Linked DNA regions of Homo sapiens: region 1 is linked to region 2. A link is an interaction called in ENCODE POLR2A ChIA-PET data of the cell type or tissue named here. Cell type or tissue: Caco-2. All regions are shown on one strand. Region 1 overlaps SND1 (staphylococcal nuclease and tudor domain containing 1). Region 2 has its middle 9.6 kb from the start of SND1-DT.

Region 1 (5,000 bases), 110 kb after region 2:
CACTAAAGTCCCCTTGAACGCTCAGAGCCTATTTATTAGTATTTTATTCACATTTAGCCCAAAGTAGATTATCAATTAGAAGTGAATTGGAACTAGCATCCTGATAGCAAAATAGGAAGCAGAGAAAGATAGAACAGATATTAGACTCTCTGAATGTGGTGTGTCATTTTGTGTCACAGTATCTTCTATTTGGAGAATAGAAAATGATTTCTCTGTTGGAATTGTATAGATTATCTTCTTGAGTGAAAATAGGGCTCAGATTGAGGAGGTCAGATAGAATAAAATAATTTTTCTTTCTTAAAGTGGGCCATCATGCTTTGAGAGATCCTATTGTGCCTCTCTGATTGGATGTTTTGTTACTTTTTACTACAGCATCAGTATCCTTGCCAGAACCAAATTTCCTATAGGCTTTATGTAGTCCACTAAGGGTAAATCATGTTGCAGTAACAAAAGCTCAGTGGCTTTATAACAATAGAGGTTTATTTCTCACTCATATGTCCATAATAGGTAGGCTGTGGTTCTGCTTCACTTTTCCTTCACTTTGGGATCCAGGTTGATAGATCATTTGTTATATGGCATTTTACCCTTATCACAGTGGAGGGAAAGAGAGATGTGGCAATCAAGAGCTGACTCTGTGATTTCACTGGCCACTCCCAAATCCACCAGGCCAGGGAAGTGCTGATGGTCCTTCCCCAGGGAAGGGTACTGAACACTACATGGCCAAGACCAGCAGTGGGTTGGGAGGTTGTTATTCTCTCCCAGAGAGGGACAGACAAAATTTTGAAATAATACCACAGACTTGATGGTTGGCCAGATTTATGCAGTCTCAACTGGGGAACCCATATTCTTTTGGAGCACCAGTTGTTTAAAAAACAACTTTTGGCTTGCAAATATTTCAGTGGTCTGATTTTCATCAGCATTAAAAGCCTAACAGAGTATAGTATTCAAGTTGTAGGTCTTATTTTCATTAGCATTTTCATGTTTCCAAAAGCCTTATTTCTTTTAGACCTAAATAAATTACTTTGGGTCTGTGGATTCTAATTTGCATGGCTCTACTTAGTTCAGGGGGCCGGGTTGTAGGGGTGATCTCTGAACCTACAGAAACATTTGGCATATGATCTTCCACCTACCACCAATTTGTATTTTGGGTAAATGATGCCAAGAAGTGTATATTATAACTGATATCTACTTCCTGTTGCCCAAAATACCTGAGTAGATTCATGCTAACTCTTCACCGTATCATTACTTATCTGTTGATTAGCAAGGAGCCCAGGAGGAGAGTGACATCTTGTTCTTCCATAGCCAATGGAGTGGCAGCTAACTGCCCCTACCTCTGTTCAATTGTAGTGTGAGGCATCTGATTAAAGCTGAAACGAGGAAGTTCTGTTCAAGAAGGGTTCATTTTTCTTCCTTCTTTCTCCCTCTTTGCTGGAGAAGAATAACATTTGCTGGTTTGATAGGAGCCAAGTGCTGATGCTAAAACCCGGTGTAAAATCAGACCACATCTTTTACCCTTGCCAGCCAAACTGAGGACTTGAAAAAGTCAAATCTGTCTTGTTTCAGACACCTCTCAAAATATAATTCTGCTGATGCTGGGCAGCCATAGGTGCTTTGGCATTTGGGAGTGAAATTTAAAATCTCTTGCTGCTGGTGAATGATAGGATGGATGTGGAGTTTCTTTGTCTGTGCCCTTCAGAATATGCAGCAGCCAGCTGCAAATGATGGTCTAATTTGATGTGGTGACTCCGTTTGAAAGCGGAAGCTGCCGGTTTCAGACCGGCTCCCTGTAGGATAATGAATTGTCATGCCTCTGCTGATTATCTAACAAGTTTGTACAACGTGTAACACAAGCTGACAAGACAAACAATTTTATTAATTTAAGCCTGCTGCTAATGGGATTGCAGTGCTATATGAATGTAGGAGTATTATACGCAAATACAAGAGTATGCTACTCTACACATACTTGTAGTCTGGGTTTGATAATGGGAAGTCTATTAATTTTTTTAAACAATGTTTAGTGTTTCCATTTGTTTTCAAAAAAGAAAATTCATTTGGATTTGAATTGAAAAATATTTATGAATGCTTGGGGATTTATGGAGCTTAAAAAAGGCTATCAGCCTTTGAAGTATTAGAGCTGATAAATGCCAGTGGGCAGTAGATAAACTTTTGGTTGTTATAAACCAATTACGCTAGAGGAGCTTTTGTCTTAAATGTGTCTAGAGTTTGGTTGTCAGTTGGGAGAGTGCTAGGGCCTGTGGGGAGATGGATTCTATTTTCAGTTTGCGGCCTTTGATCTGTAGTATTTTTTTCAAATCATCTCATGTTCTTATAAACTTGATAATTTAAGGTAGTTGAATCTTGAATTGTTGACTAGGATTGATTAGCTATGTTTATGAAAGGAATTTATCATCTAAGATAAACTGGGGCAGGAGAGCAGAGAGGGGACTAGAGCCAAGCTCTGTAAGTGTGTTTTGTGTAATTAAAATGATCACAAATTAGAAAATAATATGGTGGGGGTATGTTTTCCTTTTTATCTTCATTCTTGTGAAGCAGAAGCTGTGTTGTAGAATGTAGCGCCTTTAGGCCTTCCACTGTCCTTAACTCTGCTTCTTCTTGTATCTTCCTCCATATCTAGAATTCCTTTTTCCCACCAGCCTCTTCTTTAGCCATTCCTCTGGGATCTTGCCCTCCAAGGCTTATCTTCTGCTAGGATATGTGGCGACTTAGAATCTGAGCTTCCCCAAATCACTTACCTGTCCCCAAATAAATTAGATGTACAGCTTCTTCATTTCTTAAGAGGTAGAATTGCCAGATGGCCACCAGGAATAATTTGCATATATTTGCACAACGGTACATATTTTAAGAATTTTCAGGTTCTCTTCCTAATACTAATAAAAATATTATTTGTTTAAATATAAATGGTATTAATCTGTGTATCTGCCACTTTCTGAAAGCTTTTTTAAAATACTTTTTAAATTGAGGTCAATATCCAGTCATTTGTATACTGTGCAGTAATCTTAAATGTAAATATATGTACAATTAAATATATATATCTATATGCATAAACCAGTGTATCTACCACCCAAATCAAGACATAGAAAATTTTTAGTATCCCAAAAATTTCCCTCATGTCCATTTCCAGATGGCGTTTTTTATGCCTTGAAATAACCATTATTCCACATCAATTAGTTATGCCTTCTCAAACTTCAGTCAGTGCAATCATACAGTAGGCAGCCTTTAATATCTGGCTTTTTTCATGCAATGTAATGTCTGTGAGATTTATCTTTGCTGTTATTTATATCACTAGTGGTTCTTTTCTGTATAGTATTCCATTGTTTCAATAAACTACAGTTTATTCTCTTGTTAATGATCATTTAGATTGTTTCCAGCCTGGGTCTATTATGATAAAGCTGCTAATGAACATTCTTGTGTCTGCCTTTTGGTGGATGCGCACATTCGTTTGTTTGTGTATATCTAGGAATTATATTGTTGGGTCATCCAGTAGATGAATGTTTAGCTGTGGTTAGTACTCCCAAACACTTTTCCAATGTTACTATATGGAAAGTTGTTCCACATCCATGCCAACACTTGGTGTTTTTATGTTGTTAGTTTTAGCTATTCAGATCTGTTTATAGTGGCATCTCAGTTGGTTTTAATTTACATTTCTTATGTGGAGCAACTTTTTGTAAGGTTATCAGGCATTTGGATATCTTTTGTGAAATGCTTGTTCAGGTCTTATAAAGATTTTAGTTTTTGGAATTGGGTTGTTCATCCTTTTCTTATTGATTGTTAGGAGCTGTTTGTATATTCTGAATGTGACTTCTTAGTTGAGTTGTTTTGTGAATATCTTCTAATTTGTGGTTGCCCTTTGTACTCTCTTAATGGCTGACAGTGTTTCTTAAATGTTTCTGAAAATGTTTCCTGTGTTCTTAATTTCTTTGTGTTTGAGAAGACATTCATTTCTTGTCTTCTCTTTATTTTTGAAAAGCTTCCCTGCTGTTGATGCTCCTGCCATGCTGGAATATAAGTATCAATATAACTGTAAGCAATCGCTATGCCGCAAGATCTTCCTGACTCTCAGAGGAATACTAGGTTTCCTTGTAAGGCACCCACACAAAATTTACTTTGGAGAAAGTTAAATTAATGTTATTACATAGAAGTGATCATAGTTGCCATGTTATTGTGAACTTACTATGCAAAGTCTAAGCATTTTTAAACATGTATTCATTTAAGTCATAAAACAGTATTGTTGATTATGTACTGCTAGTACTATCCACATTTGACAAACAAGGAAATCAAAGCTCACAGAGGTCTCCTGTGGATAGAATACCAGACATGGTATTGTTGATCTTGCAACATTATGTCCTTATGTCATTCACAGCTGGGGATCTGTTCTCCCTACTTACTTTAGTGAGATTTTAGTGTGTGCAAAGCGTATCTGTAGAAAGTCAGTTAGAAAAGACACATCCCCTATCCTCAAGGAATTCCATGTCCTATCCTGTGAATTGCCTCTGTTTAGTTAAAAGGTTAATAGTATATCAGGGGATTTTTGCATATATGACTAATGGTTTTTTTTGTTGCTATAATATTTTCATTATAAAATATCTGATGTATATGGCAACTATGTTGAAACCTTGGTTTGATTTCAGCATTTACTACTACCTGATCATATGGTTTTGATATTTAAATTTTTATAGTAGAACCTTGCTAATATTTTAAACTAATATGTAATCCATTTTGATTTAGTGAAAAATTGACATAGCAATTTTCAAAGGGAGGAGATACATTTGTGTCAGATTTTTAAAGTAGCAGGCTAGGCACGGTGGCTCATGCCTGTGATCTCAGCACTTTGGGGAGGCTGAGGCAGGAGGATCACTTAAGCCCAGAAATTTGAGACCAGCCTAGAAACATAGGGAAACCGTATCTCTACAAAAAATTAAAAAATTAGCTGGGCATGGTGGTGCATGCCTGTGGTCCTGGCTCCTCGGGAGACAAAAATG
Region 2 (5,000 bases):
GACCTCATCTCTACAAAATAAAAATTAAGTTAAAAAATTAGTTGATTGTGGTGGTGCATACCTGTAGTCCCAGCTACTGGGGCGGCTAAGGCAGGAGGATCACTTGAGCCCAAGGGTTCTAGGCTGCAGTGAGCCATGGTTGTTCCACTGCACTCCAGCTTGGGTGATAGAGCAAGACCCTGTATCAGTAACCACAACAACAAAAATTAAAATAGAGCTACCATATGATCCAGCAATCTTGCTGCTAGATATATACCCAAAATAAAGGAAATCAGTCTATGAAAGAGATAGATGCACTCTCATGTTTACTGCAGCACTATTCACAATAGCCAAGATTTGGAAGCAACCTAAGTGTCCATTGATAGATGAATGGATAAAGAAACTGTGGTACATATACACAGTGGAGTACTGTTCAGCCATAAAAAAGAATGAGATCCTGTCATTTGCAACAACATGGATGGAGCTGGAGGACATTATGGTAAGTAAAATAGCCAGGCACAGAAAGACAAACTTCACATGTTCTCACTTAATTGCGGGAGCTAAAAATTGAACTCCCAGAGACAGAATGATAGTTACCAGAGGCTGGGAAGGGTAGTGGCATGGGGGATTGGAAGAGGTGGGGATGGTTAAGGGTACAAAAACATAGTTAGATAGAATGAATAGGAGCTAGTATTTGATAGCACAACAGGGTGAGTACAGTAAACAAGAATTTATTGTACATTTAAAAACAACTAATTATAATTGGAATGTTTGCAACACAAAGAAATGATCAGTGTTTGAAGTGATGGATACCCCATTTACCCTGATGTGATTACTACACTTGTACGCCTCTATCAAAGTATCACACATACCCCATAAATACATTTACCTATTATGTACCCATAAAAATTAAAATTTGAGAAAAAACCAAAAAACATTGCCCATTGTATTACTCATTGTTCTTTAAATAAAGAGTCATGTAATGAAAGTCTTCTAGAAATCAGTGTCAAGGGAAATGTTTGTCTCTTCCCATTAAATAATATGTTTACTTGGATCAGACAGTGAGAATTATATAACCTTAATGTGTCTTCTTTGTTTTTGCCTTGGTTACAAGTACTTCTAATTCAAATTTAAAGTTTAACCATTATAATGATCTCATCCTGAGTTTCTGATATTAGAATGTGAGCTCCCAGAATGCAGAGATTTTGTCCATTTTTGTTCCCTGTTCTAGGGACAGAGCTCCAGGCAGAGGGAAACAGCTCAAAGGCTCTGTATTGAGAGCTAAAAAAAAAAAAAAGTAGGCTGGGCGTGGGGGCTCATGCCTGTAATCCCAGAACTTTGGGAGGCCGAGGTAGGAGGATCACAAGGTCAGCAGTTCGAGACCAGCCTGGCCAATGTGGTGAAACCCTATCTCTACTAAAAATACAAAAATTAGCCAAGCGTGGTGGTGGGCACCTGTAGTCCCAGCTGCTTGGGAGGTTGAGGCAGGAGAATCTCTTGAACTGGGGAGGTGGAGGTTGCAGTGAGCCGAGATCGTGCCACTGCACTCCAGCCTGGGCAACAGAGCAAGACTCCATCTCAAAAAAAAAAAAAAAGAGAAAGAAAAAAAAGTAAAAGGCCGGGCATGGTAGCTCACACGTGTAATCCTAGCACTTTGGGAGCCCGAGGCGGGCAGATTGCCTGAGCTCAGGAGTTCAAGACCAGCCTGGGCAACACGGTGAAACCCCGTCTCTACTAAAATACAAAAAAATTAGCCAGGCATGGCAGCGAGTGCCTGTAGTCCCAGCTACTCAGCAGGCTGAGACAGGAGAATTGCTTGAACCCAGGAGGCAGAGGTTGTAGTGAGCTGAGATCATGTCACTGCACTCCAGCCTGGGCGACAGAGTGAGACTCCGTCTCTAAAAAAAAAAAAAAAAAAAAAAAAAAAAGAAAGAAAGAAAGAAAGAAAATGTAAACATTACATAACTCATTGGTAGTTTAGCCTGTTTCAATTGCTCATAAAGCAACATCTTATCCTCTGAAGCACTCTTAAGAGAGCAAACTCTATTAACTGCTCTCCACTGAACAACAGAGTATGGTATAAATAGCAAATATACTTTGATGTTTCACAAAATCATTTTATATTGGAATTTATGCCACTCTCAAATGCATGAAACAAAGACTTGGAGTAAAGAGGAAAGAGATGATTTTCCACTTTTTGGTATCTGTGGTATTTGTGTGGAATGTGGCTGAAAGAGATCATTATTCTATCTGAAATAGTTATCCTTCGGGAGAATTAATATGGAGGAGAGCCAGAAAAAGGCACCTGAAAAAAATGCAAGGACCATCCTGAAATCCACCCTGAGTTGACTGTGCCCCTTCAGCTGCCACCTGAACCCTGGCCTCTTGCCTCAGCTCCTGTCCCTATCCTCTGACTCCCAGCAATGACAAATCTGTCTTGGTGGTGGTAGCTCCACCCTCAGCATTCCAGTTATCCTGTCTCTATTCACAGGCCCTGGGGCCCATTCTCTCACTTCTGGCCTTCCCCTGCACTCCTGACCCTTACCATTCATCCAGATCCTAACCTCTTTCTTTGCTTCATCTTCATTGCTCTGGTCCCTAAGCTCTGACAGCTGACAGCAGTTGTCCTAGTGGGGACGATGCCCACCCAGTCCAGAGGTCTGGCTTCGGTCTGGATCCACTCCTGGTGATTCCAGGGCCTGCCTTCCCTGGAAAGGGCCTCATCTTCAGTCTGGGGGTCACTGATTCTATAGAAATTCATCCTGTCTTCTGATTCCCAAGTCCTCCCACTTTATTTAGAAGATTGAGAACATCTAATGCGACTATCTCAACATCTATCTTCTCAAAATGTTTCTGCATCATTACATGACACCTCTTCCTTTGCTCTTGACTTTATTTCATTTATTTATTTATTTATTTATTTTGAGATGGAATTTCGCTCTTGTTGCCCAGGCTGGAGAGCAATGGCTCGATCTTGGCTCACTGCAACCTCCGCCTCCAGGGTTCAAGCGATTCTCCTGCCTCAGCCTCCTGAGTAGCTGGGATTACAGGCATACTCCACCACGCCCAGCTAATTTTGTATTTTTAGTAGAGACGGGGTTTCTCCATGTTGGTCAAGCTGGTCTCGAACTGCTGACCTCAGGTGATCTGCCTGCCTCAGCCTCCCAAAGTGCTGGGATTACAGGTGTGAGCCACCGCACCTGGCCTGCTCTTGACTTTAAATGAGAACTGTTTTGCTATTAGAACTCCTGTTAGTAGATGGGAGAGCTGCCACCAGCCTCAGTCTTTGGATGATTATGTGAGGAAAGTCACCATCCTGGGCTGTTGTGTGAGAAAGAAATACACCTTTGTATTATCTAGGTCACTGAATAATTAGTTCTTTTGTTCCCACAGCCGGCCTCCCTTATCTAATATACAGGAGCAGGCTATAGTTAAGGCATGTGTGGGCACTGGAAGAGGTGCAGACACATTCTATTGTTGGCAGAAGTTAAATAATATTTATGATTCCATGAACTATACTATGTTGGGATCCATCCAATGATAGTAACCCCCACTAAGATCCCTAACTTTCACCCTAACTATACCTGACACTCTTAGGTTCAATTTCCAGAAATCACAAAGGATATATAACAGATATAAGGAATGCAAAGAGAAGGTAAATAAGTCATCTCAGACATTCAAACAGACTGAATACTTCAATTTAGTTCAAAATACAATTATTGAGTGCTTATTCTTTACAAGGCAGTGCCAGGCCTATGGAGAACACACAAGTTAACAAGATTCATAGGAGCTTATTGCCAAAAAGTTTACTGGTCAGTTCAACTGTTACACAAACAACTATGACACGAGGAGAGTGCAGTGCACACCACCAGAAAGGCATTATCCAAAATGTCTGGGGATAAAGGGGAAGGAAGAGTCACTTCTGATTGGAGGCCTCTCAGATAACTTTATGGGAAAAGCTGTGTCTGAACTGAGCCGTAGAACGGCATTCCAAGTGGAGGGAATTGGGTGTAGGCAAAAAACCAGGGACAGAAAGCTCTAGGTGTATTTGGGGTGAGATTTTTAGTGTGGCTATTGCTGCTGGAGCCACAGTAAGCAAGAGAGGGCAATGTACACAGGGTTATGTCCTTCAGTGGACAGGAGGCCTTTCTGCAGGCACAAGATAGCAGAGAAGTGGAGGAAGCCGGTGGTCCCGGGCCTGCACGTTCCCCGAGGCAGGCCTTTAGTACTGGGAGCCCTGGACCAGAGACAGCAATCATGAAACACACGCTTACTGCTTTTGGCTTTTTGGTTCTGGAGAGAATGAGGGGCCAGGATTCTGTCTTGAAAGAGAGAATGGAGGCCAGATGCAGTTGGCTCACGCCTCTAATCCCAGCACTTTGAGAGGCTGAGGTGGGCAGATCATGAGGTCAAGATATCGAGACCATCCCAGCCAACATGGTGAAACCCTGTCTCTACTAAAAATACAAAAATTAGCTGGGCATGGTGGCATGTGCCTGTAGTCCCAGCTACTCGGGAGGCTGAGGCAGGAGAATTGCTTGAACCCGGGAGGTGGAGGTTGCAGCGAGCCAAGATCGTGCCACTGCACTCCAGCCTGGCGACAAACAGAGCGAGACTCCATCTCAAAAAAAAAAATAAATAAAGAGAGAGAGAGAATGGAGCTTGGGAATAGGCCAGAGTTCTAGAAAGGCAGAATTGGCCAGAAGAAAAGAAGAGGCCCAAGGTTCAGGCCACCCTAATACCCATTTCTGATTCCCTCTCTCGTCAATCAAAATGCCTTCCCAGCCTCCCCTGCAGCAAGGAGAGGCCTTAGGCCTTAGGATGGGCACTTCTGGGAAAACTTGCTCTCCTGATAAAAATGAGCAGACGTTTCTGGCATTGGTCTTTTCCCTCTTCTTTTTGTTGCCTCCTTCTCCTCTTCCTCCTCCTTTTCCTTCTTGTTCCAGTGTCTGGAGCTGAAGCAGCTATTTTGCAACTACAAAGGAAAAGCCAAGGAAATTGCTGAGATGCCTGCACTGAGA

The links. Peaks named below come from ENCODE experiments on the same cell type or tissue, not always from the same donor. Only the 100,000 strongest peaks of a DNase experiment are listed, where the experiment ranks them.
Region 1: POLR2A ChIA-PET joins it to region 2 with 5 read pairs; 3 of 35 experiments call an interaction of 5 or more read pairs at or near these places.

The regions. Positions count from the first base shown.
Region 1 is chr7:127,753,961-127,758,960 of GRCh38, forward strand. The region is part of intron 10 of SND1 (staphylococcal nuclease and tudor domain containing 1); the gene reads left to right. Among named protein-coding and RNA genes, the nearest start is that of SND1, 100 kb to the left of the region's middle. In Caco-2, no CTCF peak of the experiment used is centred here; no DNase peak of the experiment used is centred here.
Region 2 is chr7:127,639,690-127,644,689 of GRCh38, forward strand. No RefSeq gene overlaps it. Among named protein-coding and RNA genes, the nearest start is that of SND1-DT, 9.6 kb to the right of the region's middle. In Caco-2, no CTCF peak of the experiment used is centred here; a DNase peak (open chromatin) is centred at 2,442.